Regions from separate parts of the Mus musculus genome. Here region 1 is linked to region 2. Evidence: chromatin loops called from intact Hi-C (ENCODE). Cell type or tissue: gastrocnemius. All regions are shown on one strand. Links, peaks and the distances in the headings refer to the core of each region. The heading gives the core; the rest is flanking DNA.

Region 1 (16,516 bases), core at 3,667-11,666, 55 kb before region 2:
GAAAGAATGAATAGGACAATCAAGGAGACTTTGACCAAATTAACGCTTGCAACTGGCACTAGAGACTGGGTACTCCTACTTCCCTTAGCCCTCTACCGAGCCCGCAACACTCCGGGCCCCCATGGACTCACTCCGTATGAAATCCTGTATGGGGCGCCCCCGCCCCTTGTTAATTTCCATGATCCTGAAATGTCAAAGTTTACTAATAGCCCCTCTCTCCAAGCTCACTTACAGGCCCTCCAAGCAGTACAACGAGAGGTCTGGAAGCCACTGGCCGCTGCCTATCAGGACCAGCTGGACCAGCCAGTGATACCACACCCCTTCCGTGTCGGCGACACCGTGTGGGTACGCCGGCACCAGACTAAGAACTTGGAACCTCGCTGGAAAGGACCCTACACCGTCCTGCTGACCACCCCCACCGCTCTCAAAGTAGACGGCATCGCTGCGTGGATCCACGCCGCTCACGTAAAAGCGGCGACAACCCCTCCGGCCGGAACAGCATCAGGACCGACATGGAAGGTCCAGCGTTCTCAAAACCCCTTAAAGATAAGATTAACCCGTGGGGCCCCCTAATAGTCCTGGGAATCTTAATAAGGGCAGGAGTATCAGTACAACATGACAGCCCTCATCAGGTCTTCAATGTTACTTGGAGAGTTACCAACTTAATGACAGGACAAACAGCTAATGCTACCTCCCTCCTGGGGACAATGACCGATGCCTTTCCTAAACTGTACTTTGACTTGTGCGATTTAATAGGGGACGACTGGGATGAGACTGGACTCGGGTGTCGCACTCCCGGGGGAAGAAAAAGGGCAAGAACATTTGACTTCTATGTTTGCCCCGGGCATACTGTACCAACAGGGTGTGGAGGGCCGAGAGAGGGCTACTGTGGCAAATGGGGCTGTGAGACCACTGGACAGGCATACTGGAAGCCATCATCATCATGGGACCTAATTTCCCTTAAGCGAAGAAACACCCCTCAGAATCAGGGCCCCTGTTATGATTCCTCAGCGGTCTCCAGTGACATCAAGGGCGCCACACCGGGGGGTCGATGCAATCCCCTAGTCCTGGAATTCACTGACGCGGGCAAAAAGGCCAGCTGGGATGGCCCCAAAGTATGGGGACTAAGACTGTACCGATCCACAGGGACCGACCCGGTGACCCGGTTCTCTTTGACCCGCCAGGTCCTCAATATAGGGCCCCGCGTCCCCATTGGGCCTAATCCCGTGATCACTGACCAGTTACCCCCCTCCCGACCCGTGCAGATCATGCTCCCCAGGCCTCCTCAGCCTCCTCCTCCAGGCGCAGCCTCTACAGTCCCTGAGACTGCCCCACCTTCTCAACAACCTGGGACGGGAGACAGGCTGCTAAACCTGGTAGATGGAGCCTACCAAGCTCTCAACCTCACCAGTCCTGACAAAACCCAAGAGTGCTGGTTGTGTCTGGTAGCGGGACCCCCCTACTACGAAGGGGTTGCCGTCCTAGGTACTTATTCCAACCATACCTCTGCCCCAGCTAACTGCTCCGTGGCCTCCCAACACAAGCTGACCCTGTCCGAAGTGACCGGACAGGGACTCTGCGTAGGAGCAGTTCCCAAAACCCATCAGGCCCTGTGTAATACCACCCAGAAGACGAGCGACGGGTCCTACTATCTGGCTGCTCCCGCCGGGACCATTTGGGCTTGCAACACCGGGCTCACTCCCTGCCTATCTACCACTGTGCTCGACCTCACCACCGATTACTGTGTCCTGGTTGAGCTCTGGCCAAAGGTGACCTACCACTCCCCTGGTTATGTTTATGGCCAGTTTGAGAGAAAAACCAAATATAAAAGAGAGCCGGTGTCATTAACTCTGGCCCTGCTGTTGGGAGGACTTACTATGGGCGGCATAGCTGCAGGAGTAGGAACCGGGACTACAGCCCTAGTGGCCACCAAACAATTCGAGCAGCTCCAGGCAGCCATACATACAGACCTTGGGGCTTTAGAAAAGTCAGTCAGTGCCCTAGAAAAGTCTCTGACCTCGTTGTCTGAGGTGGTCCTACAGAACCGGAGGGGATTAGATCTACTGTTCCTAAAAGAAGGAGGATTATGTGCTGCCCTAAAAGAAGAATGCTGTTTCTACGCGGACCACACTGGCGTAGTAAGAGATAGCATGGCAAAGCTAAGAGAAAGGTTGAACCAGAGACAAAAATTGTTCGAATCAGGACAAGGGTGGTTTGAGGGACTGTTTAACAGGTCCCCATGGTTCACGACCTTAATATCCACCATTATGGGCCCCTTGATAATACTTTTATTAATCCTACTCTTCGGACCCTGTATTCTCAACCGCTTGGTCCAGTTTGTAAAAGACAGAATTTCGGTAGTGCAGGCCCTGGTTTTGACCCAACAGTATCACCAACTCAAATCAATAGATCCAGAAGAAGTGGAATCACGTGAATAAAAGATTTTATTCAGTTTCCAGAAAGAGGGGGGAATGAAAGACCCCACCATCAGGCTTAGCAAGCTAGCTGCAGTAACGCCATTTTGCAAGGCATGAAAAAGTACCAGAGCTAAGTTCTCAAAAGTTACAAGAAAGTTCAGTTAAAGATTAACAGTTAAAGATTAAGGCTGAATAATACCGGGACAGGGGCCAAATATCGGTGGTCAAGCACCTGGGCCCCGGCTCAGGGCCAAGAACAGATGGCTCTCAGACGTCAGTGTTAGCAGAACTAGCTTCACTGATTTAGAAAAATAGAGGTGCACAGAGCTCTGGCCACTCCTTGAACCTGTGTGTCTGCCAATGTTCTGACCAGGTGTGTGCCCATTGTTGAACCTTCATTAGACCCTCTCCTCGTACCCCTCCCATACCCATTTCTTGAAAATAGACATTGTTTAGAACTAAAAAGTCCCACCTCAGTTTCCCCAAATGACCGAGAAATACCCCAAGCCTTATTCGAACTAACCAACCAGCTCGCTTCTCGCTTCTGTAACCGCGCTTTTTGCTCCCCAGCCCCAGCCCTATAAAAAGGGTAAAAACTCCACACTCGGCGCGCCAGTCCTCCGATAGACTGCGTCGCCCGGGTACCCGTGTTCCCAATAAAGCCTCTTGCTGTTTGCATCCGAATCGTGGTCTCGCTGGTCCTTGAGAGGGTCTCCTCAGATTGATTGACTACCCACGTCGGGGGTCTTTCAGATGAAGCCAAGACAAAGGTTTCTGATCAAGGCTCAAAGTTTAATATTTAGCACCGTATTTATATTGGGAGAGCCCACAGACCCATCCTTTGTTTCAGCAGAATTATGTTGCAAAGCAAGCTCAGCAGGCAGTCTGCTCCTGTAGGAAATTACTGTTGTGGCAGTGCAGAAGATGTCACCTAGGACCACAGAAGACCAAATGTGGCAAACACTTAAGGTCTATTTAGCCTGCTCAAGGCTGGAGGAAGGACACACAAGTTTGGATCTCAAAGAAAGAAGTGCTAAATACTAGGGTAGTGGTCCACACACTTATCAAGATGCTGTACACACAGAGGAGACTACAGTGGGACAAAGGATCTAATGAAGGGGTCTGGAGTATGGAGTTTGTATGAAAGCTTAAGAAATGTGGCTTACGGGAGGATTGTGAGTGATCGATTGCTTTTTCCTTGTTTTAGTTTCACAGTCTTCCTTTGTCCTAGATCTTAGACTGACATCAAGCTTTGGCAATCATGTTTTATCTTTCTCAGTGGGAATAACTTAAAATGCTGTTTAATTTTGAACTGTTAGTGTGTAAAATCAAAGATTTTTAAAAGCTATGTGATAACTGCAATAAATTATATGCACTGATGGAGGGCGGGGAATTTGCCTTAGGGTTGGAAGAGTGTCTTTCAGGCTATATAGAGCAACCACTAAACAACTTTACAGTGTTCTGTCTGGAGTTCAAGAAGCAGCAAGACCAATCACAGAGCTGTTAAGACTCTCTGATTCCTCTTTGGGGATAGAAAAGGGGAAGGGGTTTCTGAAGCGTCTCTCTGAGATGACCTCAAAGACGCTGCCCTGTGAGTTTTAGTGTCTCAGCTGCCACTATTGTGAAGATGCTGAATCCAGCACAGGTGTAGACAACTGTCCTCTCTCTCAGGAAGATGTCACTGAGCTGAGCTAGGACCCGAACCCACATGGTTCCCTTTATTTTATCTCTTCCCACAAGATCACATCCTCTGAGTAAATGCATCTCTTAACAGAGTGCAGGGGACTCAAGTACTGGGAAATCGAATTTCCCAGGATGGTTTATAGCTCTGGCCAGTGCAGGTCCCTCACACACATGCAAATGCAGCTACACAGACATGCAGAGGTTTATATGGGAGAGGTACAGACAGGTCACCCACCGTACACATGACTGTGAACAGTGTGTCAGACAGTCTATTACTGAATTATTATGCACTATTGGATCAAATTCCTACACATTGCATTTTTTTATTTATTTGTTTGTTTGGGTTTTTTTTTCGAGACAGGATTTCTCTGTGTAGCCCTGGCTGTCCTGGAGCTCACTCTGTAGACCAGGCTGGCCTCGAACTCAGAGATCCGCCTGCCTCTGCCTCCCAAGTGCTCGGATTAAAGGCATGTGTCACCACTGTCCGGCCACAGTGCACTTTTGTTTTTGTTTTTTGTTGTTGTTGTTGTTTTGTTTTGTTTTACAGGATTTCTCTGTATATCCCTGGCTGTCCTGGAACTTACTCTGTAGACCAGGCTGGCCTTGAACTCAGAAATCCACCTGCCTCTGCCTCCCGAGTGCTGGGATTAAAGGTGTGCACCACCACGCCCGGCTCACAGTGCACTTTTAATTTTGTTAGATTTACTTCTTTTCTATGTATGAGCATTTTGACTGCACCACACGCATGCCTGGTGCTTCTGAGGTCAGAAAGAAACACTGACTTCCCTGAACCTGCAGTTACGGATGGTTGTGAGCAAACGTGACCAAGCACTTCAAAACTCAAAGGAATACACTATAGTGTTGAACACTTTAAATTTTATGATATACTTTTTACTTCCTTCTCAATTCACTTGAAAATATATTGAATTCAGTTAAGTGTATTAAAATTTCATATCCTGGAGATGAAAGGAAAGAAATTCAAACAGAATATCAAATATATAGCTGGGGATGATGTTTCTGGTTTGGGTTGGTTTTCTGCTTTTATAAATGAAGAACTGGGTAGAGAAAGATACATCTCCAGTTAATTTGGGGGTGGTTCAGAAAACAATTCTCTCCAAGGGGGTAACATCCAAATTAAATGACCTATCAGAATCAAGACATGTGAAATTGGGGGAAAATAATCAAAATTGAAAGTTCTTTTTTTAAAAAAGATTTATTTATTTATATAAATAAATAAATAGCTGTCTTCAGACACAGCAGAAGAGGGCATCAGATCCCATTACAGATGGTTGTGAGCCACCATGTGGTTGCTGGGATTTGAACTCAGGGCCTAATTTAGGAAGAGCAGTCAGTGCTCTTAACCACTGAACCACCTCTCCAACCCAAAATTGAAAGTTCTTAACCAGGATAAAAGACATTCCAAACACATCAAACCTGTGTTATGGTGTGCTGAGAGCCCTCAGTATAGAAGCAGGTGTACACTGTCTGTATTCTCAGGCACTCTTCCTGTCTGAATTAGATCTTTTTTTTTTCAAAGCCAATATATACCACTTGGGTGTAGTGCAGAGGATAGGGCTGGGAAATAGGAGTAGGAGTACTATCAGACTAGCGAGGAGGAAGATGAGGAGGAGGAGGAGGAGGAGGAGGACAAAGAGAAAGTGGGGAGGAGGAAGAGAAGGTGTGGCTATAAAGCTGTGCTGGTACTGTCCAACAGCACGATTATCCTTTTGTTCCTCTCAAGTCCCAGAAGTCATGATGGGCTTTGGACTACAGCTTCTTCAGCAGATATCAGCAAACCATCCTAGATCTCACAGAGGTTCTGTTACCTTCACTGCCACAGAAGACTTCCACTAACTGTCATCTGCCAGCTAATGATAAGCCTTCTCCTTTCTCCTGGGTCAAGTTCTCCACAGACCCAATCCATCCAGAGGCCAGGAGACAGGAGGCTCTGTTGATTTCTCTCTCTCTCTCTCTCTCTCTCTCTCTCTCTCTCTCTCTGTCTCTGTCTCTTTCAGGTGGGAAGGGGTAGAATAATGGAAATTAGATATGGAAAAGAAGGAGGAAAAATTCTGGATAACCCATTTATTTCACTATTTCCTCTATTAGCAATCTTACTCATAAAAGGGTATAATCTATGCTCTAATAATATTATCATCAATATCTTCAACACTCTAGATTTTTGCTATGAGCTGACATTTTAAATTCTTCAAATTTCAAAGTAATAAATATTTTGAGCATTTTAAATCTTGTTGGCTTTCATTTTATTAACCTACATCTTCACCTAATATTAACCTACATCTAGCTGTGAGCATCTCACATTTGGTTTGGCCACCTCAGCCTTGTCCAACCAGCCTTTTCTGACAGTCTTCCTCAGAGTGGTTCCTGGTGACCAGCTCCGAGTGACACTCTTACCGATAACCAGTTTCTCCTTTAAATAGCAGCTTATTCGATAAATTTGATCTAGTTTTGGCTCTGTGGAGTTTTTATTGCATTGTTTTTACTGCAATTCTTTCAGCAGAAAACCAAACAAAAACCTATGTGAAAGCAAAGTTGAAAGACTGACCCTTGTTCTTTCTGTCTTTTTATCATTATTATCATTATCATTATTATTATTATTTTCCTCTCGGTGCTGAGGGCAGAATCCAGAACCCAGTGCTCTATCACTGAACAAAATCCCCAATCCCACAACCACCCTTGTTCCTTCTGGAGTGCAGAAGTCAAGCAAAGCTCTCCTGGCATCCCACTCGGACGCCCACATATCTGACCGATTTCGAGGGAGCTCTGGATAGAGTGCACTAGATAACTCTGTAAAGATAAGGGGGAAACCACAGAGCTCATACCTGTGTGGTATGAGCTGCTTTTGTGAGACCCCAACTTAGAGCGTTTCTCCCTGGAAGGTAAAGCCCCTAGACGTTCCCCAAGCTTGTTTTCCCTGATCTCTAATGCGGAGACACTTAGGGAGACACTTCGTCCTCAGCTAGCTGATAATAAAACCTCTTGCAGTTTGCATCAGGTGTGGTTTTCTCTCGGGACACTGGGGTGCTGGCCAGCTCATCCCGGGACTTGAGCGGAGGCCCAGCTTTGGGGGTCTTACACTTTTAATAAAAACTAGTAAGAAAGAAAGAGTCCGGCTGGTAATTCCATCTTTAGTTTCCAAATTGTGGGCAATATAGATGGCAAATTTATAATCTGGAAGTGGACAAAGTAGAGATAATTAGGTACACGCGATGCATAAACGCTGAGCGGAAGCTGCTGGCACAGTTGGAGTAGGTCCGGAACGAATCTGAGCGGGACTTAGGAGCATTGGTCCGGAACACAGAGCCACAGCAGATCCTACCCAGGTTTTTATTTAGAGAACTCTCCCATACCCATAGGTCTCAGAGGGAGCGACACTGTCCTGAGACAACTGAAACCCTCAATAGTCTCTCAGAAGTGCCATAAATCTAAATAAAAACAGCGGTCGTTTCGGTCTTTTTAGCCAAGCCAAGCACTTACTAAGCTCATTCTAACCGTACCAGGTAGGTTAACACCTCCATTTTATGGATAAACACAGAGCTGAGGATGAGTAACTTGGGAAGGAAAGCGAGGAAGAGGATTCATTCAGGAGGTAAATATCTGCTGATTGAAGCCACCGCCGTCTTTATGCTCAGCATCTAATCAGCGGATGTGGTGTCTACTGAGGTCTAAAGGAAACTCAGCGGGGTAACTGGAGGTAAATTTCCGCAGATTGGCAGGTTTCCGCACCAGACCCTCCCTTTCCGGATTCCACAGCAAAGCCCGCCCTCGGGGCGGGGCTCCGGGGTCACGTGATGCTACGGCCCTTGTGCGCGCTTCCGGGTTGACAGACGCCGGGAGTCCGGAGCTACAGCGTAGTGGTGGCGGGGGCGGGGACCGGCGACAGGCCCGGTTAGTGCCCTCTGGGCAGCCGGGTGGGCTGACCGTAGCAAGTCCCTGCGGGGCGGCCCTGACAGGTAGGTCCGCGGCCGGTTGGTTCGGCCCGGGGCCTTGGGCCGCGGAACGTCCGCGGGACTCAGGCCCCAGGCCTGGGACGGAGCTCCGGGCGCCGCTGCTCAGAGCGGGGCCTCTGAATCCGCGCGTTATTTCACCGTAGATCTCCCTTGCGTGGGTTCGTTCCCATATTTCTCATATATGTTCCTATAGTCGAAACAGCTATTCCGTGTGTAGCATCGAGGCAGCACACCCCCAACTCCAACTTTGTGCCGCCACACTTTGAAAGTTTAATTACAAAGTTAACGGACCGGAGGGCCGTACAGACTTTTGAACCCGTTCTCTAATTTCCAGAGGAAATTCCCCACCGTAAGAGGTTATGTGGGTACTGGAGAGGCATCCAGCAGGGTAGCCGCAACAAGGGGAGGAACCCAAGGCTTGGCTTTCCAAGTAGAGTGTAGAAGGTGATAATGTAAAAAAAAAAAAAAAAAAAAAAAAAAAACTGGGTTGTGACAGCTGGAACACGAACAGTCTAGTTAGGCAATACTTCTTCCTAAATAAACATTGATTTTTTATTTCAGATTTAAGCCTCTTCAGAGTCTTCTGGAGAAAATGGCAGACACAACCCCGGAGCCTTGTGGGCAGCTTATGGTACACTCAGACACTCACAGTGACACTGTGCTGGCCAGTCTGGAGGATCAAAGGAAGAAGGGCTTTCTTTGTGATATTACTTTAATCGTGGAGAATGTGCATTTCCGAGCCCATAAAGCCTTGCTGGCCGCCAGTAGCGAGTATTTCTCAATGATGTTTGCGGAAGAGGGCGAGATTGGCCAGTCTATCTACATGCTGGAAGGCATGGTTGCAGACACCTTTGGCATCCTGCTGGAATTTATCTATACAGGTTATCTACATGCCAGTGAGAAAACGACAGAGCAGATCCTGGCTACTGCTCAGTTCTTAAAAGTCTATGACCTGGTAAAGGCATACGCAGACTTCCAGGATAACCATAGCGCCCCAAAGCCACCAGCTTTGAACTGCACTGGGACGCCAGTGGTGGTTATTTCCAATAAGAAGAACGATCCTCTGAAACGGAAACGGGGAAGACCAAGAAAAGCCAATGGTTTGCAGGAAGGGAGATCAGAACTGGCTGCAGAGGGAGAGCTGCAGCTGAGAGTGAACAATTCAGTTCAGAATAGACAAAACTTTGTGTTTAAAGAAGAAGACAGTGTCAAGCTGAGTGAGCAGACTCCAGAAGACAAGGAATCAGAGCCTGCTGGTGAGCCAGGAAGCGTGGAGGAGGTGCCTGCTGAAAAGGACGAGAACTTTGACCCCAAGGCTGGGGATGGACAGGAGAGCCAGAGTAGGTGCAGCAGGCGGAGAATCCGCAGGTCTGTCAAGCTCAAAGACTACAAGCTTCTTGGAGATGAAGATGACCAGAGTACTGCCAAGAGGCTATGTGGAAGAAAAAAGCGCTCCAGCGGTCCCGAGGCCCGGTGTAAAGACTGCGACAGAGTCTTTAAATATAGTCACTTCTTAGCAATCCACCAGAGACGCCACACGGGTAACTTCGATTTCCAGACGTGGTGCGATTGGTTGGGGAGTTTGGAATTGTGGTTGGGACGGTTGTGTTGTTTCTACATGGTAGACATGGCAATAAAGCCTTCGTGTTGTGTTTAGGTCTCGTTGTCACCTCACAGTAGGTACTATCTCCAGTGTGCAGATGAGGAGATGGTCTCCCTCTGTGCAGGCTCACCCATGACCCTTCAAGCCTGATTCACTAAGCAGTTCTTGCCTTTTGACTCATGACTGTTCCTCATCTTTGCGGAAGCATTCTCTTGCTCTGTTCTGTGGACATCTTTATAGTTTAGCCATCTTGTAAATATCTTCTGGGTGTCTCTGACTTGGCATTGGCCCTTGTGATTGAAGTACCTTTTGTCCTCTTCATGTGACAGATATGGTAGTCACTAACAACATACAGACCTTGTTTCCCTCTTACAGTAGCAGGCCTGGAACCCAGAGAGCATGCGCATGCCACCCGAGCAGTTACAGCTGAGCTGCATCCCCAGCCTCACGTAGACACTTTATCACTTGAATTATAGCTAGCTAGATCGAGAAACTGAGTTTCAATTTTGTTCCAGTTAACATAAGTTTTAATAACCACATAGGTCTGATGGCTACCATATTGGATAGTGCATCTCTCCCGGAAACCCTTGAGCTCTTTATTGAGCTGTCCAGTTCACCCTGTTTCAGGTCAGCTCGGGTTCTAATTGTCACAAGCTTAAATCTAAGTGCTAGTGTTTTAACTTTTATCTGTTCTCTTGCTGTCATGTGACTCAACTTGCACATTAGAACCTCAGGGAGAGCTACAGCTTCCTGCGTCCCACACCCAGGCTTCTGATTTACTTGTCTGGATCATCCATGTTTGAAGTTTCTCAGGGATGTAGGCCAGTTGATGGAGTGCTTACAGTATGTACAAAGCCCTGGCTTCCCTCCCCACACCACTGGGCAAGATGACGAAATTCAAGGTCATCCTTGGATGCAAGGCAGGCCTGGGATACATGAGTGAGAAAAGAAAGCTCCCCAGAGATTACGTATGTTGAAAACCTGAATTATGGGACTTTGAACAGAACAAAATCTCAAATACATGTAGAGCTGTAGTGGATTCTATTTTATTTATTTTTTTGTTTTTTTTGAGACAGGGTTTCTCTGTATAGCCCTGGCTGTCCTGGAACTCACTTTGTAGACCAGGCTGGCCTCGAACTCAGAAATCTACCTGCTTCTGCCTCTGCCTCCCAAGTGCTGGGATTAAAGGCGTGCGCCACCACCGCCCAGCTCTATTTTATTTCTTAATGGGATTCTGTAACTAATGGAGTCTAATAGTAGATTGCATTTTAGCTATTTTTACCCAAGTTGTACCTAACTTAAAACATTATATTGTTTAATAAAACTTAATTAAGGGAAACATCTTTAGACTCTTCAGTCTATCCCTCTTGGATTCTCAACGTTTGCAGTCAGCCTTAGAATGCGTGTTTCCTTCCTTTTGGAAGTCTCAGGTCCATTTGGTATCTATCAGGTACATCAGAACGCTGTCACTCCAGAAGACTGCGTTCAGCTACTTCACACTGTTTTGCTGCTGTGTCGCTGGTCTTCCTGCCCAGAACTGCTGCTGCCCCAGTTTCCCGACCTGACTTGTAGCTTCCTCACGTTCACCTGCAGTTCGTCATTGCTTTCTTTTCACTGTATTTTTCGGCCTCTGGGTTTGCTATTTCTACCTTTTTTAAAAAAAAGAACTGAAGTTTTTCTATAACCCCCATTCCAGGGCCTTATACTTCCTTGGACAGTGCTTAACACCTGAACTAAATCCCAACCCCAATCTAATTTTTGTTTCTGTTTGAGACATGACCTCATTATGTGGCAGTCTGACCATGAACTCATGATCTTCCTGTCTGAGCCTCCCAAATGCTGGAATTTCAGACATCTGCCACTTTGCCCCTTATCCCTGATGTTTTCTACACAGAGCTGTTTTTCCTTAGCTGTCCAGGTGTCTGTCTTCGCCATTAGAGGCTTCCCTTGGCTGTAACGACTTCTTTATTGTATGTGTATGTGTGTTTGCCTGCATGTATGTATATATGTATGTGTGTACACCATCTGTATGCCTGGTCCCCAGAGAGGTCAGAAGGGAGTATCAAATGGCCTAGAACTGGAGTTACAGATGGCTGGGGATCACCCTCTTGGTGCTGGGAGCACAACGAGGGTTCTCTAAGAGCAGAGCCATCTCTCCAGCCCCAAATGCAGTGGGTTTTTTTTTTTTTTTTTTCTAATAACACTTACTTAATCGTGTGCAAGATGAGGGCGCTGGAAGCTCTTGGTGTCTCTGTGTATGAAGGCATCCTGTGAAGCAGTGTTGGCACTGACAGGGACTTCCTCGTGACTGATGCCTGCCTCGGGCATCTGTGGCTCCTTCCAGGAAATACCCTCTACTCTCCTAGCTAGAGATGCTAGGCCTGGCTGCCAGGCCTAAGGAAGAGGGTTCTCCTTATCCCCAAAGAGATTCCGACTTTCCTTCCTGGCGGGTGCCACTCAACTGCCAGGTAACCCCTAATCCAGAGACCCTTTTACTCTCTTCAGAGAACAGTCTCCATCTTCCTTTGGTGGTTGGTGGGGAGACATTTGTCTTCTTGGTGTGTGGAATGGAAAAATGAGTATAGGCAGGTGTCAGCCTTCCCTTTAAGTCCCTTGTCCTTTACCCGCTCCACGAGTGGGACCATTCTGAAACCTTTAGAGGCCGAGTCTTACAGGTTAGGTTGCATCTCATAGCTGTCGCCTGCCAGCTTTGATTTCATCTATTCCACTTTCTAGACTTTTATTGCTGATAGCTCACCTATCTGCTGGACTTGGAATGTTTGCCCTAAATATTTATTTAACATAAATGATTCAGTATTGTATATTTTTAGTTTGGGAAGAAGAGAAAAAAATGCACAGGTCCTTGCTCACGTCATGCTTCCTGGGTTTGATTGCAGGGGAACGACCCTTCAAATGTAATGAGTGTGGGAAGGGCTTTGCTCAGAAGCACTCCTTGCAGGTCCATACCAGGATGCACACGGGGGAGCGGCCATACACCTGCACCGTGTGCGGCAAGGCGCTGACCACCAAGCACTCCCTGCTGGAGCACATGAGCCTGCACTCAGGTAGCGAACGGGGCTTACATTAGAAGGATACCAGGTTCCCATTCCAGCAGTGGGCATTTCTTGCATTTAAATAGTGTATTCTCAGCTTGGTGTCATTTACCACATGGTGTCACTGAAAGACAGGAAAATGCATCTAATATGCTGTTCTGAGCAGCAGCAGCCTTCAGCTAGACCGTATTACTGGCTCTTGCCATGCAGTGTGCATGTAAATGTTTTGCTTAAATGCTAGAGTTTAGAATTCTCTTTATAGTCCTCTGGGACCATTGAAACCTCCAACCCTAGCCCAGTCTCCACTGCTCCCTGTTGTCTGTCTGTCTGGCATCGTTCTGCACATTCTGACAAGCCACCTTTTGGGTGTGTAGACAGATCTATCACTCCTAGAAAGCGGGAACCTGGGCATTGTGGTATTTACCTTATTAGTATCCCAGTTCTCTTCAGTTTATTGGCATGGTTGAAATTTTATTTTCCATTTGGCAGGACAGAAGTCTTTTACCTGTGATCAGTGTGGAAAATATTTCAGCCAGAAAAGACAGCTAAAGAGCCATTATCGTGTCCATACAGGTACGATACCAATAAGGTGAGAAAATTCCATTGCCAGGGCAAGTGCAGATACAAAGTGTTTGTGAACCAGTACGTTCATCATACAGAGTGAACGAGTTTGAACAAACAGTCGGGCTAAGGAGGCAGCTCATTTAGTAGGGATGAGTGAAGCCATGGGTTCAGTCCCTAGTGCCACATACAACTAGGCATGGGACACACATCTGTTATCCTGGCACTTGATAGGTAAAAGCAAATGGATTAGAAGTTCAAAATCATCCTCAAGGTCCAGACCTGCCTGGGACGCCTGAGACTGTATCCAAAAAAAGGTCAAAGGGTGTCACGTTACTCTGCACTACATAAGATTCAATTTAATGTTTGTACTATAATTTTGGAACCAAATATAAAACAACCACAGAACTGCTATATCCAAAAGTGCTGCTTGCCCAAGAGGCTTCGGTTGATTGGCTGTTGTTAGTGTCACCTGGAAGGACATGCGTTACCCATGGCTTCTGATCTACTAAATGTCCTTCCTGTTCTCCTTCCTGCTAGCTAATAAGAATGGAAGGGAGTGGGGGAGAAACCTTTCACGTGCAGGTGAGCAGTCCTACGGGTGTCTGGAGAGAGGGTCTTCAGAAGGGTGAGGGGAAGCTCTCGGGGAAGGCTGCGCTGTGACACAGCAGGTGATAGAGTGCCGCATGTAAAGTGGTTATCTTTCAGCGAGTGCTTTATCACAAACCACTGGAGAGACGCAGGGAGAGCATGCATGCACTGACACTTTTTTTATCCTTGCGGCAAGGCCACTCACTACCAGAATGCAGCCACTGCCACCGAAAGTTTATGGACGTGTCCCAGCTGAAGAAGCACCTGCGGACACACACAGGTACAGGGCGCCACTCTCAGCCTCCACCATGCCATGCACTTGCTCTCCAGGGCTGCTGTGCTTACTGCCCGTGGGCTGCAAGCTTGCTTTATGAAAGTCAAAGGGAAAGGCTTGTGAAAATGGAGATCACCTGATGAGGGCTGTTCATAGGTGAACATTGGTTCATTTCACCGCACGGTGTCTGCCAGTCTGGTTCTGTGCCTCATTATCAGCCACTTGAGTACTGAAGGTGACAACAAGAATTGTTTAGAAAAGGAGACATACAGCAGACACAAAGGTATAGAATTCTCTGCTCTGTCCCCTGGAACCAACACTTACACCCCATGCATTAAGTCAGCGCCTCCCACCTAGGCAGGGTGAGCAGAAGGCAGTGCGCATTTTAAATTCACAGAAGTCACCTGCCTGTCTTGTACATTTTGAAAGGGATATGTGTTAAAAAATAAGCCTGTAAGATTTTTCCAAGGAACAGCTTCTATTAAGCTGGATTATTTAATAATTCTGTCAAGTTGTCAACTAATAATGTATATTAAAGCAGTTTAAGCCAGACAGTGGTAGTATAAGCTTTTTTGTTTGTTTGGTTTTTAGTTTTTCGAGACAGGATTTCTCAGTATAGCCCTGGCTGTCCTGGAACTCACTCTGTAGACCAGGCTGGACTCAAACTCAGAAATCCGCCTGCCTCTGCCTCCCAAGTGCTGGGGTTAAAGGCATGTGCCACCACTGCCCAGCTAGTATATGCTTCAATCTGAGCACTTGTGAGGCAGAAGCAAGCAGATCTCTAAGTTCAAAGCCAGCCTGGTTTACAAAGTGAGTTCCAGGACAGCCAGGGCTACACAGAGAAACTTTGTCTCAAACAAACAAACAAACAAACAAAAAGTAGTTTACTTTTAGACTCTTTGGACTTTGATTTTTAAATGCAGGTTAGTAATTCCCTAAGAAAAGCTAGTTCAGATTAATTGTTATTCAAGTGTCTGGGACTAGAAACACCCAAAATCCCAAAATGTTCCAAGTCACTTTTTGAGTCAGTGTGACACCACAGTAGAACGTGCCACGCCTGTCTTCATGGAATAGATCACAGTCAGAATTTATGCACACTAAAAGTACTGTCTAAAATTATCCAGGAAGTTTATGTGAAACATGATGAATTTTCTGTATAAACTTGATCCCCTCCCTAAAATGTGTGTGTGTGTGTGTGTGTGTGTGTGTGTGTGTGTGTGTGTGTGTATGTGTATGTGAGAGAGAGAGAGTGTATGTGTTTTTCTAAAATCTGGAGAAAAAAATCTGTTACATTTCTGATTCCAATGAGTTTTTCTTTAAAGCTTTTTTGAGATTTATTTATTTTATGTAGAGGTTGCCTGCGTGCATGTCTGCTCCATGTGCAGCTAGTACTCACAGAGACCAAAAGTTGCTAGCTGCCATGTGGGTCTTAGGAATTGAACTTGGGTCCTTTGGAAGAGTAATCAGTACTTTTAATCACTGAGCAATCTCTCCAAAGTGTATCACCTAAGCAATAGGGAATTATCTTATAAGGGGTGAATTTTATAAAAGTTAGCTTTGTGCATTCTTAATTTTTACAGTAATGTTGTCTGTCATTACAGATGGGTTTGTACACCCATCTGTATTCACACATGTGCCACAGCATACATGTAGGAGTCAGAGGACAGTGTATGAAAGTTGATTTCCTCCACCATGCGGTCTTGGATATCGAACTTAGGCCTTCAGTCTGGGTGGTTGGTGTCTTTACCTGCCAGGCTATCTCATGGCTCCTTCTCTTCCTTAGATGTTATCAATAGGGTCTGTGACATTTAATGCAACCATTCAGTACTTATGCACTGAACATTTGCTATGTACCAGGCTCTGTTCTGGGCCCAGAGGATAGATAATAAGATGTCCAAGTTCCTGCTGATGTGACATCGGCATTTGAACAGAGAGTCAAAAAGTACAAACAAAAAGGTACCCTGTGCCAGGGCTGCATGGAAATCAAATGTGGAGAGGAAAACAGGTATAGGAAGGGGTGCGTCCCACAGATGTGGGACACGCCTGGGAAGGTCTCAGAGATGGAAACCAGAATGTGGTAGGAAGTGAGCCAGACATGTGGCTATACGGGGAGAATATCCTGGGTGGGAGGCAGTGGCGGCAAAGCTGGTAGAAGGAAGCGTGCTGAGTAGACAGCAGGACACAGGAGGCTGTGCAGCAGAGCTGTGTTCATAGCTGCACATCTCAAACTGGTCCCCCTGGGTGTGATGGTACATGCCTTTAATCCCAGCACTCGGGAGGCAGAGGCAGGCGGATTTCTGAGTTGGAGGCTAGCCTGGTCTACAAAGTGAGTTCCAGGACAGCCAGGGCTACACAGAGAAACCCTG
Region 2 (16,516 bases), core at 4,716-12,715:
TGGCCTTGTGCTTCTGCAGAATATAGTGCTTCCCTCTAGACGCAGCTTCAGGGACGGTGGGAAAGCCTGTCTCTCCACCCATAAACAAACAAACAAGGACAGCATCATAGAAGTTAGTAGCAGAAAGCTCTAGAAAACATCAGGGCCAGGCTGCTGTCTTGAGGCCAGCCAGCACATGTCCTGAAGTGCGTCAGAGACAGAGATAAAGTGTTTACATATGTGTGCCTCCTATCATGTTCCACTGTCTCAGTGAACAAAATGTCCACAGTTACGTTTCCCTCTCTTGCCACAGGCTTGAGTCTTACGGAATACAGCAAGAAATCTAAACACACAGGGAAGTGATTCGCCATTGATCATGAACAAGTTTGCTCTCTGGAGTGAAAACCTGGAGCAGGTTTTAACAAAGGCACACAAAGCACGTTAGAGGATAGTAGGGCTCCTCAGAGGAGCTGGCAGTACAGCTCGCTGGCAAGTTGAAGGCAAATTGTTGCTCAAACTCATACTTCTCCAATTCAGTCTTAAGCCCGGCTGGCTGGTGGGAGCAAGAGGGACAGATGGGGCACTTCTATGTCCTATGGAGAGGCTACATTGATACTTCGTGTTGTAGAGAGGAATCTTAAACACAGATCAGCAGGTAGACACTGCCACATTCTTTTCTGTTGGCTTATCTTGGATGCTGTCTAGAGAGTATCCAAATCTGTCCAACAGAGAGTGACAGTAAATAATCAGGGGAAATCATGGGAGGGGTGAGGATACTATGAATCTCAGAGTCAAGGTTGGCCAGAGGAGCAAGTGTGAACTTGGAACGACTGCCTTTGTCTCTACTTGCAAGACAAGCTAACCGAAGACAACTAGGGGAGGCATAGTCAGGATGCTGACTCTGTCTTCCAGATGGCTAGCTTTCTGCATGAAGCACAGCTTAAAGACTCAACTCTTATTCCTGATCACTGCAGCTTGTGGTGACAGGCAGCAGGAACTTCAGTATTTTTGCTTATAGAACCAGCATTTCCCTGGATTTCACTAGAGATGCAGGATTCTCTTGTCAGCCCATCATCCCTAGGTCTGGCAATCATATGGGCTCACAAATCAGCTTCCACTATAACTTCCAAATGGCTGCACCAAGTCACTCATGGTTTGCTGGGGCTGGCACTGAGAAACAACAGGCAGGGTCTTCTCAGTGGCCGATGTTTCTCTGACCACAGGGGGGGGGGGGCTTAGGAAGTTGATGGCGGCATCGTATGGATGAAGATGAGTTTCATCTTCAATGTAAAAGTGTTGTATAAACTCCTGTTGGCCCCGGAGGCATTTTCTATTCTCCTCTGTCCAGAATAATCACTGTCCCATGCCTGGGCCCCATATCTTTATTGCACGCGCTGGACCTCAAGGAGAGAGATGTACCCATTTCTTCCGAGGTTAAGCACTTCTGGGGCAGCGATTTTACTTCCTCATGATGTCAAACCTTATTTCAGTCCCGTGGTTTAACAGTGGTAGGTTGGGATCCAGAAAGGCCTGGGGCTGATAGCATCCATGCCACTGGCTGGTGAACCTGTGCGGTCATGAAGCCTCATTGACATTTCAGTAAAATAGGTTTTGTCAACGCTCGTGCAATAAATGAGAACTGCTGTTTTATTAACTTTAACTAAACCTGCTTGATTTTTAACAATTCCTTTCACGCTACAATTTCTTAACGGGAAGTACTAAGAATTTGATTCCAAAGTTCCTCAGCATTGTCTGTTTCCTGAGTCTTGACTTTAGTTCTGAACATTGAAGTTCTATCCTTTCCACATACCCCTACCAGTCTGCCTTACTTACTTGAATGTGCGCAAGCACACGCAAACACACACACACACACACACACATACACACACACACACTCAGTTCTTTGCATGGAAAACCATGTCTTTCTCAGACCCTCTTCCACAAATGCACACAGTAAAATGCACCTCATAAATGGAGACAAAGAGTGCATTTAATTCAGAAATTAATGCAACAGACATTCTATGTACATATTATTATTATTATTATTATTATTACTACTACTACTACTACTACCAGATTCTATCGGTCTCTGATTACAATAGTTTAAAGATTGCTTTTTAAGTTATTCTCTTTTCTTCATTATGTTAAGAGTCTCAAAAATGGTAAGGATTTTTTTTTTGACAGCAGAATTCTAAAAGATGGTTTTTAAAAACATATTTTAAGAGATGAGATTCTGGAGTTGGCCAGTCGGGCTGTAGAATTCTTGTCAAGCTCTGGTGTGTGGGTTTAGCAGTTGTTTCCTTCTGTCATTATTTCCCCTTTCCCTGTAGGAACTGAAGGGTGAAACCTGGGTCTATTCCTCCTATGTGATGTGTTTTGTTAATGATCAACTCCTGGGTAACGCATTTGATCTGAAGAAGTGGGCCCAGAAGGTGTGGGATGTGATCGATGTCCGGCCCTCCGCTCTGTATGAGGCGCTGACTCTGGACTATGCCACGAAGTTCTTAAAAGACACCAAGGCAAGTTACACAGATTTCTAATAGTATTGGTTCGTCATCAATCGTTGATATATTCACAAAGTAGATACATGGGACAAGGGATTAAGGTGTAATCCCCAGGGACCTTATTAAGGCAGTTGCAAAGGATTATGGGTTCAGGGTTTGGCTGAATCTTTGTTATTATATAATTATTAAATATTCTAGTGATTACTATTATTAAATATTATCAAGAATCTTTATATCAAGGCATGTGTACCACGCTATGCTTCAGTGATATGTAGGTTCTGGGGGGTTGAACTCAGGTCATCAGGCCTGTATGGTAAGTAAAAGATTTACCTGCTGAGCCACATGTGTGCAGGCACCCTCAGAGGCTAGAAGAGGGCTGAAATGAAAGGCTTTTGTGAGGCCCTTGATGTGGGTCCTGAAAACTGAACTTGTGTCCCCTGGAAGAGCAGCCAGTTTGTTTCATCTCTGAGTCATCTCTCCAGCTCTGGCCCTGAAATATTTTAATTAGTATTTTCTAACAGCTACGTGAGAGCTACTGCATTGAGATGACATCTGAAGTATGAAAAGTGGGAACTAAGATTAACAACCAGCACCTGAGGAGTTTAGCTGAACTACAGGATGAGGGCAGTTTAAAGCAGGAAAGAATTGGCAACAGCTGTAGCGGCAAAGATTGATAGGAAGCATGAGTTTCATCAGAGACAGACAGACAGACAGACAGAGCAGGGAAGGATGGTGTCCCAGTCTGCTTTCTGTAGTAAATGCCATGACCCAACAACAACTTGGGAAGGAAGGGATTTTGGTCTATGGTCCATCTTCAAGTGAAGGCAGGGCAGGAGCTTGAGGCAGCAACCAAGAGGCAGGAACTGATGCTGGCCAGCATTGTGGAGGGATGCTGCTCACTAGCTTGCTCCCCCTAGCTCGCTCAGCTACCTTTCTGTACAGTCCAGGATGGCATTGCTCACGTTGAGCCGGGTTTCCTCCAGTGATTAGCAATTAAGAAAACACCCCACAGATATGCACACAGGCCAATATGATCAAGGCATTTCCTCATGTGAGGCTCCATCTTCCCAGGAAGATGTATAGGTTTGTGTTACACTGACAAAAACTTATCCAGGACAAAGATTTAAAAAGAAAAAAGAAAAAGGAAAAAGACCTTTGATGTAGTAACCTCTGCTCATGCTGGCCTGTGCCCACAGAATGACCCACTGCTAGGACCTGAGTTGGCAGAGGCAAAGACTTTGTCTCATGGACCCTTGTTTAACTACTGCCTTGAACAGGAATGAAACATATTGGTACCTAGTGTTGGGTTGAATAAACAGTGCATTCAGAGAGACAGGAGTCCGGAGATACACAGTGTTCCCAGGAGTGTCAGTAGCAATAAGGAGAGAATGAGAGCCTGAGCCACAAGTCTGGGTGTTAGCGGTGTGACGCTACTGTGACTGCCTCAAGAAGCCGGATGGCTATTGCAGTGCTGCTGACACTCACCGTTCACAGGGAAGCTGGGGAAATGGCTTTAGAGACCAGTTAGGAAACAAGGGAGGTCAAACACCAGGGAAATGGCCAGCGCCATCCATGCCAGAGGAACGTGTAGCCAGGATGCCACCCCAAGTTCATCAGGCACGAGTCGTGGGTTCAGGCTGCCACCCTCAACATGGAGAGTTGGATCTTTACAATACGTCCTGAACCCCAGGACTTCAGAGCACTTGTCTGGCAAGTCTAGGCCATAGGTCTCTAACCTGCCTGCCTCTCACAGGGTGAGAAGAGGGAGAACTAGGCCCTTGAACATTCTAGCAGTGCTTATAAAATAACACTGGGTCGTTGCCCAGATAGGAAGGATGATTAGATGTTACATAGATTCGGAAACCCAGCAGCAGATGCTAAAGAAAACAGACCAGCCTATGGTTTACTGTCCATTCTAAACCAGAGGTTTTTGTTTTGGTTTGGTTTGGTTTGGTTTGGTTTTTGGTTTTTTGAGACAGAGTTTATCGCCCTGGCTGTCCGCTGTCCTGGCACTCACTCTGTAGACCAGGCTGGCCTTGAACTCAGAAACCCACCTGCCTCTGCCTCCCGAGTGCTGGGATTCAAGGCGTGCGCCACCACTGCCCGGCTGATTCCCAGATTCGTGAGGAAGAAGACAAATTATGCACTGCATTAACTAAGTTAACTTTCTGTTATACGACAGTGATGGCCAAGTCTGAAATACACTCCAGTAAACGTATGGCTGACCCTAAGAGAAAAGGGGGATAAAGACTAAGGTATTCGTTTTGGGTGTCTTTTTATTTTGTTTTGTTTTTGAAACAGTGGGTTACTCCGTAGCTCAGGCTAGCCTGAAACTCACAATATAGCCCAGTTTGTCTTTGGATTCACAGCACTCGTCCTGCCTCAGCTTCACAAATGTTGGGATTACAGACAGGAACCTTCATGACCAATTTTGGATGCCCTCTTACAGGGCTAGGCAAGGCCTCAGAAACAGTTGTGTCTGCGGGAAGTGCTGCATCATGTGACACGAGAGGACTGTAGCTCAGGAGAGGGTGAATGAAGAGAACCAGAAAGCATATCCCCTTCTTGTTCCTGCCTAGGCTGCCAAAGCCACAGTGGCCTTAATTTCCCAGTCGGAATGGGTGTGGCTTGGCTCTCGCTGGTCTCCACAGTCTCTGAAAATCCAGGACACACAGTAACCAACTCCATGACACTCACTTGGATCTTTTCCCAAACCTACTCAGAAGAGTACAAAAGAATCCCTAGTTTGTTCCTTTCCCCAGGAGGACTGTCCCCTGTTCTTTTCCACTCTGAGCTCTGGACTTTGTGACCTGCTAGGCCATGGTAAGTTAATACTGTTCACTACTGAGAGGATTTTTAACTACTATGTAATGTGGGTTATAAAGACTTGGTAAAATAAAATTTAAAATTCTTTTAAGTCATTAATTTTACTGTTGAGTTTTCTACTGGTATTATGGCTTAGCTTGTATTTGCTGTATTGTGGTTAAAATCTTATCACTGAAAAGAATGCCTTATTTTTTTTTTTAACATTTCTAAAACTTTCTTACACAACGTTGACCTGCATTATTTTTTCTCCCTAATTTTAATAGCATGATTTTGTGTACTTGGACATTTGTATTGATCTTTCTCCAATTGGAAGACTGATTTTTGAGGTAAGAGAATTTTGCTATCTTTTTCAAATAAGTTTAAGGCGTCTGTAATTGATGAGTATGGAGTAATCTTTGAAACCTTTCATCTTTATTTTATAGCTGTATTGTGATGCATGTCCCAGAACATGTACAAATTTTCAGGTCTTGTGCACAGGAACGTCAGGATTTTCTGAGAGAGGCACAAAGCTTCATTACAAAGATTCGATTTTTCATCGAGTAGTTCAGAATGGTTGGATACAAGGAGGAGGTGAGCTGAAAACTAAAACTAAATAAGTTCCCAGACTTTCACGCATTTACCTTTAGAGAGTTCATAAAGACTTAGGCCTGGCCTCCAAGTTGCCTCTACCTCCTGAATGCTGGTATTAAAGGTGTGCACTAACAAACCTGGCTGGATCTACTTGTGTGTGAGGGTGGGTAGGGTGCCTGCAGGTTTGTATGCACATGTGCAGAGGCCAGAGGTCAACCTTAGGTACCATTCCTCAGGAGATGTCTGTTGAGATGGGGTGTCTTACTGTGATTGGTGCTTGCCAGTTAAGCCAGGGTGACTGGACAGTCAGCTCCAGGATCCACGAGATCTCCAGCATATGCCAACCTGCTTCCTTTTTCTGTGGATGGTGAGGATGAAACTCAGGTCTTCAGAAAACACTTTACCATGTGAGCTACCGTCCCAGCACCTAGAGAATCTAGTTTTATTCATGTTCAAAGGAAATTGAATAGATGGCTCTGTGGTGAAGAGCACTTGTTCTTGCAGAGGACCTGGATTCAATTCCTAGCATTGAGATAGCAGCTCACAGCTGACCATAACTCCAGCTCTAGAATGAACATAATACATAGCAAAGCACACATATAAAATCGATATTTGCTGGGCATGGGGTGCATGCCTTTAATCCCAGCACTGAGGAGGCAGATTTCTGTGACCTGAAGGCCATCCTGATCTACAAAGGAAGTTCCAAAACAGGCAGCATTGTTACACTGAGAAACCCCGTCTTGAAAGAACTTTCCCCATTTTGTTTGCTCAGTTTAATCTTAGCAGTCCTCGGAAAAGCAAAGTGAAACCCAAAGAAGTAAGTCGATCTGTGTGAGCATTTTCTTTACGTTGTGACCATATGATAATTTAATATTTCTCAAAGGTTTTCCATTATAACGTACTGAATCGATAAACATGGAAATGATTGCAGGCTAACATGAAGTGATCATCGAGTGTTTTCAATTGGGCGCCTTACTCTAGATGTAAGATGTAAGCAGAATCAAACCTAAGGCACCTGCTCTTTGTCGCCACTGCACTCTGATCTGGCTGTTGTCATTTCTTAGATATAGTACAGGGGCGCGGAGACGACGGAGAGTCTATTTATGGACCAACGTTTGAAGGTAGGTAGCTTTCAAGTTTGTCAGTCATGGTAACTGATTATTCACACTTAAAAGAATTCAAATAAGACAACTGGTGATAATATCTAGTAGAGACGAGAGTTTAAAACAGTGCTACCCTTCAAACTGGAGATGTTTTTAAAGTGTAGCTTTGTCTTACTGGCACTGGAGATGTAGTTGAGTTGGTAGTATGTCTGCTTGCCTAGCATGCATGAACCATGGGATTAATCTCTAGGCCACGTCAACTGCGTATGGTGGATCCTGCTTGTAATCCCAGCACTGTTGAGGTAGAGACAGGATGATCAGGAGTCCAAGGTCATCCTCAGATATGTAGAATTTGAAGCTAACTTGGGCTACATGAGACTGTCTCAACTGTCTCTTGGTCCAGCCCACAGAGGCTTTGTCTATACATTCACTGGCCTGTTTCTTTAGGACAAATCCCAGTGTACTGAATAGTTTCCTCTTATTGTACCAGGTGGTAGGAATGGTATTAAGGATTACTAGAATGGTGGCAAAATGCCAACAAAGCCAATTTGAAGAGGCTATCACTCATCAAAGATATGGGAATTTGACCTCCAGAAAAAATAGCAATTGCAATTGGTTGGAGGCCAACATATATTTTAAACCCACGACTTCAGAATGATACTGAATTATAAAATAATCTAACTGGTTCCCTTTGGAGGAATGATAGAAAAAGAGTTCATTATCTTGGGGCTAGAGAGATGGCTCTGTGTTTAAGAGTGCATAGTGCTTTTAGCAAGGCTCTGAATTTGTTTCCCAGCATCCGTATCAGGTAGCTCTCGGCCACCTATAACTCCAGCTCTAAGGGATCCAGTGCCCTCTTCTAGACTGCATGGATACTCTCACACACATGCACATATACATGTATTTAAATAAAAATAAATATTTTCTAAAAAATTATCTTGAAAACTGAGGTAAACATCTATTTGTCCTCTGTGTGAAATATATCAGTCTATAGATAAAGAGAAGTATCTAAGCTAGATATGGCCTCACATATTTAATTCCCAAACTTAGGAGGCAGAAGTAGGCAGATCTCTGTGGTCAGCTTGTTCTACATAGTAAGTTCCAGGATGGCCAGCGCTACATAGTGAGATCTATCTCAAAAATAACATTAAGATAGATACATATTTAGATAGATACTTAAATGGATAGACAGACAGATACTAAATGAAAGAGAGAATCTCTTTATAAAGTATTCCAGAGGCTGGAGAAATGGTTCAGTGGGCAAGAGCACCTGCCGCCCAAGCGTGAAGACCTGAATTTGGATTCTAGCACCATAGAAAAAGCTGGGCATGGTCGTATGTGCCTGTATCACATGTGTCCCAGGTGGGGGGTACTGGGGCTTATGATGGCCAGCTTAGTTCCAGGTTCAATAAGAGACCCTGGCTTAAAGAAACAACTGAAGAGTGGTAGAACAAGACACCCAGTGCCTTCTTCTGTCCCTGTCTTAGTCACTGCTCTGTTGCTGTGAAGAGACACCGTGACCAAAGCAACACTTACTGAAGAAAGCATTGACTTGGGAGCTTTCTTACAGTTTCAGAGGGTTAGTCCATTATCATCACATTGGGGAGCAGGTAGCAGGCCCAGAGAGAGGCACTGGGCCTGGCATGGGCTATCAAAACCTCAAAGCCCACTCCCAGCAACACACCTACTCCTACAAGGCCACATGGCCTAATCTTTCAAATAATCTATGAACTGATGATTAAGCATCTAAATATACCAGTCCATAGGGACAATACTCAGTCAAACCTCCATAGTCCTCTGTAAGCTTGTACACAGGTTCAGGTACCTCTACCTCTCCCCTCCTCCCTCCCCCTCCCCCTCTCCCCCCTCCCCTCCCCCCTTTCCCCCCCTCTCCCCCCTCCCCCCTCTCCCCCCTCCCCCCTCTCCCCCCTCCCCCCTCTCCCCCCTTTCCCTCCCTCCCTCTCCCTCCCCACCTCACCATAGTTAATAAGTGAGAAAGAAATACTACAGTAGAATAGCAGCTCCTTCTGACCACGGAGAGACATAGGTGTGGGCCTTTGTTGCATTGGCCCCTCTGAACATCACAAAGACAAAGACAGCAGAAATTCTGTGCCTCTGTTGATCTATTGAAAGGCTGCACTACCAAGGGGTGGGGCAAGCCCCTGCATTCAGCTATAGTCAGTTCCATTACAGTGTGATGTAGTCCAAAGAAATCTCCTTACTGGGGCTGGTGAGATGGCATAGCAGTAATAGTGCTCACTGTGCAGCCCAGGCTAGCTGTGTTCAGCCCCTAGAACCCATGCTAGAAGGAGAGGCCAGTTCCAAAATGTTGTCCTCTGACCTTTACATGCCTTGTGTGGCACATATGCACACATATACAGACACACATATTTTAAATCCTTTACAGAAAGCATACTCTCTCTCTCTCTCTCTCTCTCTCTCTCTCTCTCTCACACACACACACACAGAGAGAGAGAGAGAGAGAGAGAGAGAGAGAGAGAGAGACTATTTTACATCCTTTTACAGAAAGTATCAGGGGTGGAGAGATGGTTTGGTGCTACAAGCACGGGCTGCTCTTACAGACAGCCTTGGATTGCATCCCAGCACAAGTGCCTGGAGCTCCAGCTCAGGGGATCTAATGCCCTCTTGTGGCCTTTGTGGATATCAGACATACACACAAAATCAGACCAGAAAAGGGCATCAGATCCCTTTACAGATGGTTGTGAGCCACCATGTGGTTGCTGGGAATTGAATTCAGGACCTCTGGAAGAGCAGTCGGTGTTCTTTACCGCTGAGCCATCTCTCCATCCCTTGTCCTTAAGTTTCATCAGTGGCATATTAAAGCACAAGAGACGGCTGGATGAGTAAGGCACTCAAGGACCAGATCTCAGATCCCTAGCAACCCTCATAAAAGCTGGACTGTCTTGGCAGCCTTTCTCTGATTTAGCACTAAGAAGGCAGAGACAAGGGATTGTCAGGGCAAGCTGGACAGCTAGGCTTACCCAATCAGTGAGCTCTGGGTTCACTGAGTTACCTACCTCAGTATATATAGTGAGGGTTCTCACTTGCCTCAACCTCTGGCCTCTGCATACAGTTTTATGTAACTACATAACTACTATAATAACTATAGGCTTTGCCTTGAAAACTACTGTTTGTAGAGGTGGGTCTGTGAAGAGTTCTGTGAGTCAGGCAGGCCTTGGAATTGTAATCTTTCTTCCTTAGTTTGAGGCCCAGCTATCTAGGTAGCTATGTGTTAACTAACTAAGCTAGCATTGAACCCACCACCTTCTACATTCCAGGTTAGGTACCTGACCGCTGAGCTAAATCACCAAGTCAGAACCTTGTAGTCAGTGGATAACGACTTTGTCGTGCCCCACTTGATTTAGTACATCTGAACTTGGAGGCTGTTAGCCATGTTTCTGTGCCGAGCTATCTGACCAAAGCATTTAGGGGAGGGGAGGCAGGGCTTGTTTGGCTCACAGCTGGGAGGTGTGGTCCAGCATGGCAGGGAAGGCGTGGCAGTAGCAGAGAGGTAAATTTGATGCTCAGCCCGCCAGTGCTGTCGCCTTGAGAGTGACTACTCCCTGTTCAGTTAAACCTTTCTGGAAACGTCTCCTGGACACTCCCCGAGCTGCATTTTCAAGGTGATTGAAAATCCTGTCAATTTGGCAATGAGGTTAATTATCACAGTAACAAATCTGGGGACGAGACTTCTAAAAATGGTAGCCTCCTCGGCAGCTCTGTTCTTTTCCCGGGTAACTTTACACATCTGCACGTATACACCCCAAGCCATCCATCCCTCAAAAGCCAACCCACAGGAGGCTGGAGGTGAAAGTGGCCTTGAGTATGAGAGGCAATAAGCACAGACTGCTTTCTTTATCATAAATATGGAGGAGCACGCCTGAGACAGTAATGGGACGGGGGTCCTGCTCACAGAGGACAGGAAGCACCGTGTAAACTGTAGAGACTGGTGACTCCACTGTATTTAAGGGCTGTGACAGAGCTCTGTGTAAGAGCTGCAGGCGGGCCAGACCCGTGATGGATTTCAGAAAGGCTCATGCTGCTCACATCAGTTGTCTGAACGAAGCTGCACTGCTGAACAACCCAGGCACTCTGTTGCCATTTACTGTGAGCTTCGCGTATGCCAAGAACAGTAGTTTTTAAGCTGTGTAAGCACAAATGAGCTAAATGTTCAAGTAGTAGTTCTAGTAAGAGTTTACAGCTTTAGAAAAGTTTACTTAAATATTTGAAAGTAATTTAAACTAATAGGGATGTTTACAGCTTGGCGCGTGACAGCGCCTGTTACCAAGGCTTTCTTTGTTCCTTACACACTGTAATTGTTGTAAACAATACAGATTCTTCAGTGACCTGCTGATTATTCTTTCCTAGATGAAAACTTCTCGATTCCTCACAATAAGAGGGGAGTTCTTGGAATGGTCAATAAGGGCCATCACACCAATGGGTCACAATTCTACATCACACTACAGGCAGCTCCCTACTTGGATAAAAAATATGTGGCTTTTGGGTATGTATATGACAGGTTTTTCTGTATTATAGTCATACATATAAAATGTTGCCCAAAATATTTGCATGATTATTGTACATAGTCTATGATTAGCCAAAGATAGGGTTAAAAGCAAAAATAATAGACACATTTAGCAATAAAGAGTTATAACCACCTTGTTATCCATAAAATACAGAAACTAGGACTGGCAAGATGGCTCAGTGGGTAAAGATGCTTGCTGCACAATTCTGATGATATGTGAGTTCAATTCCCAGAACTCACATAAAGGTAGAAGGAGATCCAACTTCATAAAAATTGTCCTCTGATTTCAGCACACGTACCATGGTATACACACCACGCACATGAATCATACACACACACATACACACACACACACACACACACACACACACACACACACACACACATACACACACACACATACACACACACACATACACACACACACATACACACACACACATACACACACACATATACACACACACACACACACACACAGACACACACAAATTTTTAAATACAGGAATTAAACACAGCTTTGGTAATGATCTGTCTACTCATCTATCTGTCTTTCTATATGTATCTACCTACCCATGTATCTATAATAATTACTGGACTATTAGTAAGAAGCCCATTAGGCTGTGGGCCACCGTGGGTAATGGATAGACTTTCCATGTCCCCTGTGTTCTGTTCTCTGCTGGGCCCACGAGGACGCAAGCAGCCTGTCTTTCCCGTGGTGCTGTGGATCATTTCTGCAATTCATGAATGACTTTCATATCACTGTCCACTTCAACTGAATAGGCCTTTAATTTAATGCTTTCTGTGGAAAGAGTAGGAAATTAATGTTCTTCCAAAAGCTTCCAGAGGTAGCTTTAATTAGATGACTTTTCATTCATAGACTCAGAACTTAAAATAATGAGTTGTTTTCCATTTCTCTCACACCAATCAAGTATTCTGGTTTTAGAATTCTCTCTCTCTCTCTCTCTCTCTCTCTCTCTCTCTCTCTCTCTCTCTCTCTGTGTGTGTGTGTGTGTGTGTGTGTGTGTGTGTATGTTTTTTGGCTTTTTTTTTTTTTGGACAGGGTCTCACAAGAGACCCTTATTATGTAGCCCTGGCTGTCCAGGAACTCACTCTGCAGACCAGGTTGGCCTCACACTTACAGATCCTCCTGCCTCTGCCTCCCCAGTGCATGTCCTAAAGGCATGTGTTGAAAATGCATGCTTGAATTAATTTTATATGCAAATAACTTTAACTCTTCTCGGATCATTTAAACATCCTCTTTCATCTTGCCGATGTCCCTCACCCCTCTACCCCATTACAGCCGCCTTTCCCAGACACAAATGGGACCCCATAAAACTGCAATGTGCCCATTACCACCGGCCCCTGCAGGCATGCACAGCGGACAGCCAGTACGGCACTCCTCACTGACCCTCATGCCCCACACCCTTTCTCAGCCATCAGTTTTGCTATATTCGTGATTCATTCAGTAAGAGTCTTATGGGCTACCTGCCATCTGCTGTTACTGATGGTTAGAGTGACAAGACACAGGCCTGACTCTCAGAGACATTAGACCCCACAGAAAGAACCCCACCAAAAGCAAAGAAGCAAAGAAAGCGCAGGGCTGCATCTGCTCTATTTGGAAGGCTTGAAGTGGGTTAAGATTACATCCCCAAGTTCCAGAGTACAAGCCAACATCAATCCTTCTGATCCTTCTGTGGAAAGATTCCTTGACTGTCCTTGGGGAAGAACCCATTTACTGTCATCGCCACTCTTGGCCTCAGGGAGGCAGTGTGTCCCTTTTATTGTTTCAGCTGACCTTGCCCCTGAACTCTGGAAACAGTAGTTTCAGTCAGGTTGGAATATCTCCCCAGGACCCCACAGAACACAGAGGTAGCTGGAGAAAAGTAATAACAAACTAGGCAACTAGTCTTGTTGGAGGTGGATGAAATATACCTTCCTGCCCAGGGAAGCTACTGCTTCCCTGGGATCTAACATTTCAGCTTCTGGAAGCCCGCGTGTGGTTAGCAAGGCCTGGAGAACGGAAGTTTCTTGCCTATCCAAGGCAAGTCCTCTAGTGAGATGACGTTAGGACTGCCTACCAGGAGACAGTGCAGCAACCCACAGCATGGCCTTGCCCAGGGTCCCTCATGGGGAAAGAATTAAAACTGTAAGCTTGTAAGATCTCCATGCATACACAGGGTAGAAGTGTCGGGAAGAGTGAGTTGGAAATGATGCTGGGGTCCAGTCCCAGAGGGTTGTAGGTGGGAAGGGACAGGAAAAGCTATGTGAGCTAAAGTGAAGAAGAACATTAGCCACACAGAGGAAGAAGAAATTACAGTGAATCAAATCAATTTTTAGAATGAATAAGGAGTGCTTACAATGCCCTAAAGAACAAGAAACAAGCATGCCTACAGCTCAGCTGGGCTAGCTAGAATGTGAAGCCTAAGGGAGAATAGAGATAGACTGGAGAAATGGGATAAACAAGGTCTATTGGGCTGTAGGTGCTATGCATGCTTCAGGGTGTGGACTTTTTCCAAAGATGACGAGGAACTATGGAAGACTTATAAATTCTGAGCAACTTGAGTGGCTCATTGAGAAGATTTCTGTAGAAGTCAAGAGTAGACAGGAAGAGAATGAGAGTGTATCGAGTCCAGTTAGGAAGGTCTAAGTCATGAGAGGTACAGATGAAACTCTTATCTATAGCACAAGCAGTTCAGGCAAGCTGGGAGGGAGGGAGCAAATGCCAATGATATTCAGGTTACAGTCATGGAGTTTGATGACTAAAGATGTTGAAGGTGAGGGCATAGCAGGGTCTGGACCAGTGTTGTACTTTCTGAAATGATGGCAATTTATAGTCTCCACTGCCCTGTTCAGCAGCAGGTATCAGACACCCATGGCCACTGAACACGTGAAATGTGACCAGAGCGACTAAGAAAACATACTTATTTGAGAGAGAGAGATGCTGTGCATGCTGATGCCAGAAGAGAGCATTGGATTCCTGGCTGGAGACTTAGAGGTGGTTGTGAGCCTTCCAGTGGGAGAGAGCACTGAACTCTGGGTCTGTGCAAGAGCAAGTGCTCGTAACTACTGAACCATCTTTTAAATCCCCAGTTCTAAATACATTTTGATACTCACCTATTGTCACTGCTAGGTCTATAATAACTCCTAGGGTTTCAGAACTGGATAATAAGGAGATGGTATCATCCACCATGAGTGCCACAAGAGGAGGATTTACAAGAGATCAGTTGAGGCTGGCTAAGTTGCATTTAAGATTAGTACCTAAGCCAGGTGTGGGGAAACTAGGGAAGAGATGTTTAAGCAGCTCAGGGCTGGATGTACATCTAGAAGCAGTCTGATTGGTACCTGAGCTGAAGTCAGTCCCTAATGTCACCACCCTCGAACAGTCCCTGGGCTTCGCTCATCTTGTTCCTTTCTGTCTCCCTTCAGTCTGATGAAATCCTGTTCAAGGATTAGGTCCTAGATTGTGGCAGATTGTGGCTTCTTGAGCCTCTGGCACATTGTGAACAACTTAAAGCAGCGACTTGGTCTTGCATATCTTGTACCCCAATCCTCATCCCAGTAGAGGGGCACATTCAGACTGTGTGAGACCTGATTGGAAAAAGGCTTCCTGCCTTCCCTCATTAGACAGTGAATCTGCATTTATCTTCTGCTCACATGGACTTGTGTTGACGTTCGTCTTCACCCATCTCCTCTTGCTGTCACAGCTCCACAGACTGGGCAGTCTAAGAGCATGGTTCTGGGCATCCGGGGAAGGCTTGTAGACTGTCATAACATGGAGATAACTAACTCAGTCCTGTGAAAACCACGGGCCGTTCATGAGGGCAGATCCCTAATGATCCGGTCACCTCTCAAACCGCCCCCCTTGGAGGGAGCATTTAAACAGCAACCTGTGTTGGGGCTTCCAATTGGGGTGACAAAATGAAGCCCAGATGCAGATGAAGAGGATACATGTGTGCTCATGGTTGGCACTGGTCACATCTGTCAGGGTTTATATAATAGAACCTGTCCCCACTCCTGTCTGCTACTGATCCAACCCAGGCAATGGCAGAAGACACTAGTCTGTGTCTAGGCCTGTCTCCATGCCTTATTCTGATAGGTTTGTTTGTATGGGTTTTTGTTTGGTTTTGCATATATGTGTTACAAGTTTATGTTTGTGTAGCTATGTGCACGTGTGTTGATGCACTTGCTTGTGTCTGAATGTGCATGTGGCTTCCTGTCTCCACCATATTTTTAATTTTTTAATTAAATTGATCTAAACATCCAGTTAATAGGTAATGAGTTGCAGAACCAACATATCCCTATGAGAAGTTCACTTTAAGTGTGGTGATATCAATGGACTAAAAGGTAATGTTAGTCAGGGGGCTGGGAAGATGGCTCAGCAGTTAAGAGCTAGCTGTACTGCTCTTGCAGAGGACCTGAGTTAGATGGTCTAACTTTAGGGCCAGTGAGATCTGATGCTTCTGGCTTCCAAGATTCCCTGGGTACACACATGTGCACAAACCCACATAGGTATCTAAAGTTAATAAAGAGAAAGTTGGACGACTTGGATTTTGCATTGATTCTGCAATTTGACACCAAAGATATGAACAATGCAAGAAAAAAAAATAGGTGAATTGGGACTGCAACAACATTAAAACCTTGTGCATCAAAGGACACCATCAAGAAAGTAAAAGGACAACCTCAACAGCGTGGGATAAATAAAAAAATACCCCCTGGCACGGGGGATGCAGCCTAGGTGGCTGAGTGCTTGCATGTATACATGAGGCCCTGGGGGCCATCTCCAGCATCCCAGCACGAACCTGAAAGGCTTAGCTGTATTAGATGCATGCACCTACTTTTAGAGACACTCATAGACCCTGGAGCTCACCGGTGTGGCGTCAACTGGCTGGCCAAAGAACTGCAGGGATCAGTCGGCCTGTCTCTTCCATCACCAACCCAACTCTGGGGTTATACACATGTCTGCTATATCTGACTTGTATGTAAGC

Evidence for each region. A loop is a pair of places that touch in the nucleus more often than their neighbours do. Peaks named below come from ENCODE experiments on the same cell type or tissue, not always from the same donor. Only the 100,000 strongest peaks of a DNase experiment are listed, where the experiment ranks them.
Region 1: a loop joins it to region 2, with 2.2 times the contacts of the local background. A loop is called at or near these places in 9 of 42 quality-filtered maps.

The regions. Positions count from the first base shown.
Region 1 is chr10:41,442,460-41,458,975 of GRCm38, forward strand. It overlaps Zbtb24 (zinc finger and BTB domain containing 24), which reads left to right and starts at 7,899. Exons shown (of 7, transcript NM_153398.3): 1 at 7,899-8,071; 2 at 8,630-9,609; 3 at 12,569-12,736; 4 at 13,214-13,297; 5 at 14,073-14,156. The coding sequence starts at 8,661. In gastrocnemius, for the core only: no CTCF peak of the experiment used is centred there; DNase peaks (open chromatin) are centred at 7,406 and 7,893; H3K4me3 peaks cover 2,276 bases; H3K27ac peaks cover 1,729 bases.
Region 2 is chr10:41,496,053-41,512,568 of GRCm38, forward strand. It overlaps Ppil6 (peptidylprolyl isomerase (cyclophilin)-like 6), which reads left to right. Exons shown (of 8, transcript NM_028430.1): 3 at 2,310-2,498; 4 at 5,573-5,635; 5 at 5,732-5,879; 6 at 6,944-7,000; 7 at 11,372-11,507. Among named protein-coding and RNA genes, the nearest start is that of Ppil6, 14 kb to the left of the region's middle. In gastrocnemius, for the core only: a CTCF peak has its summit at 9,628 (motif pointing left); a DNase peak (open chromatin) is centred at 9,603; H3K27ac peaks cover 970 bases.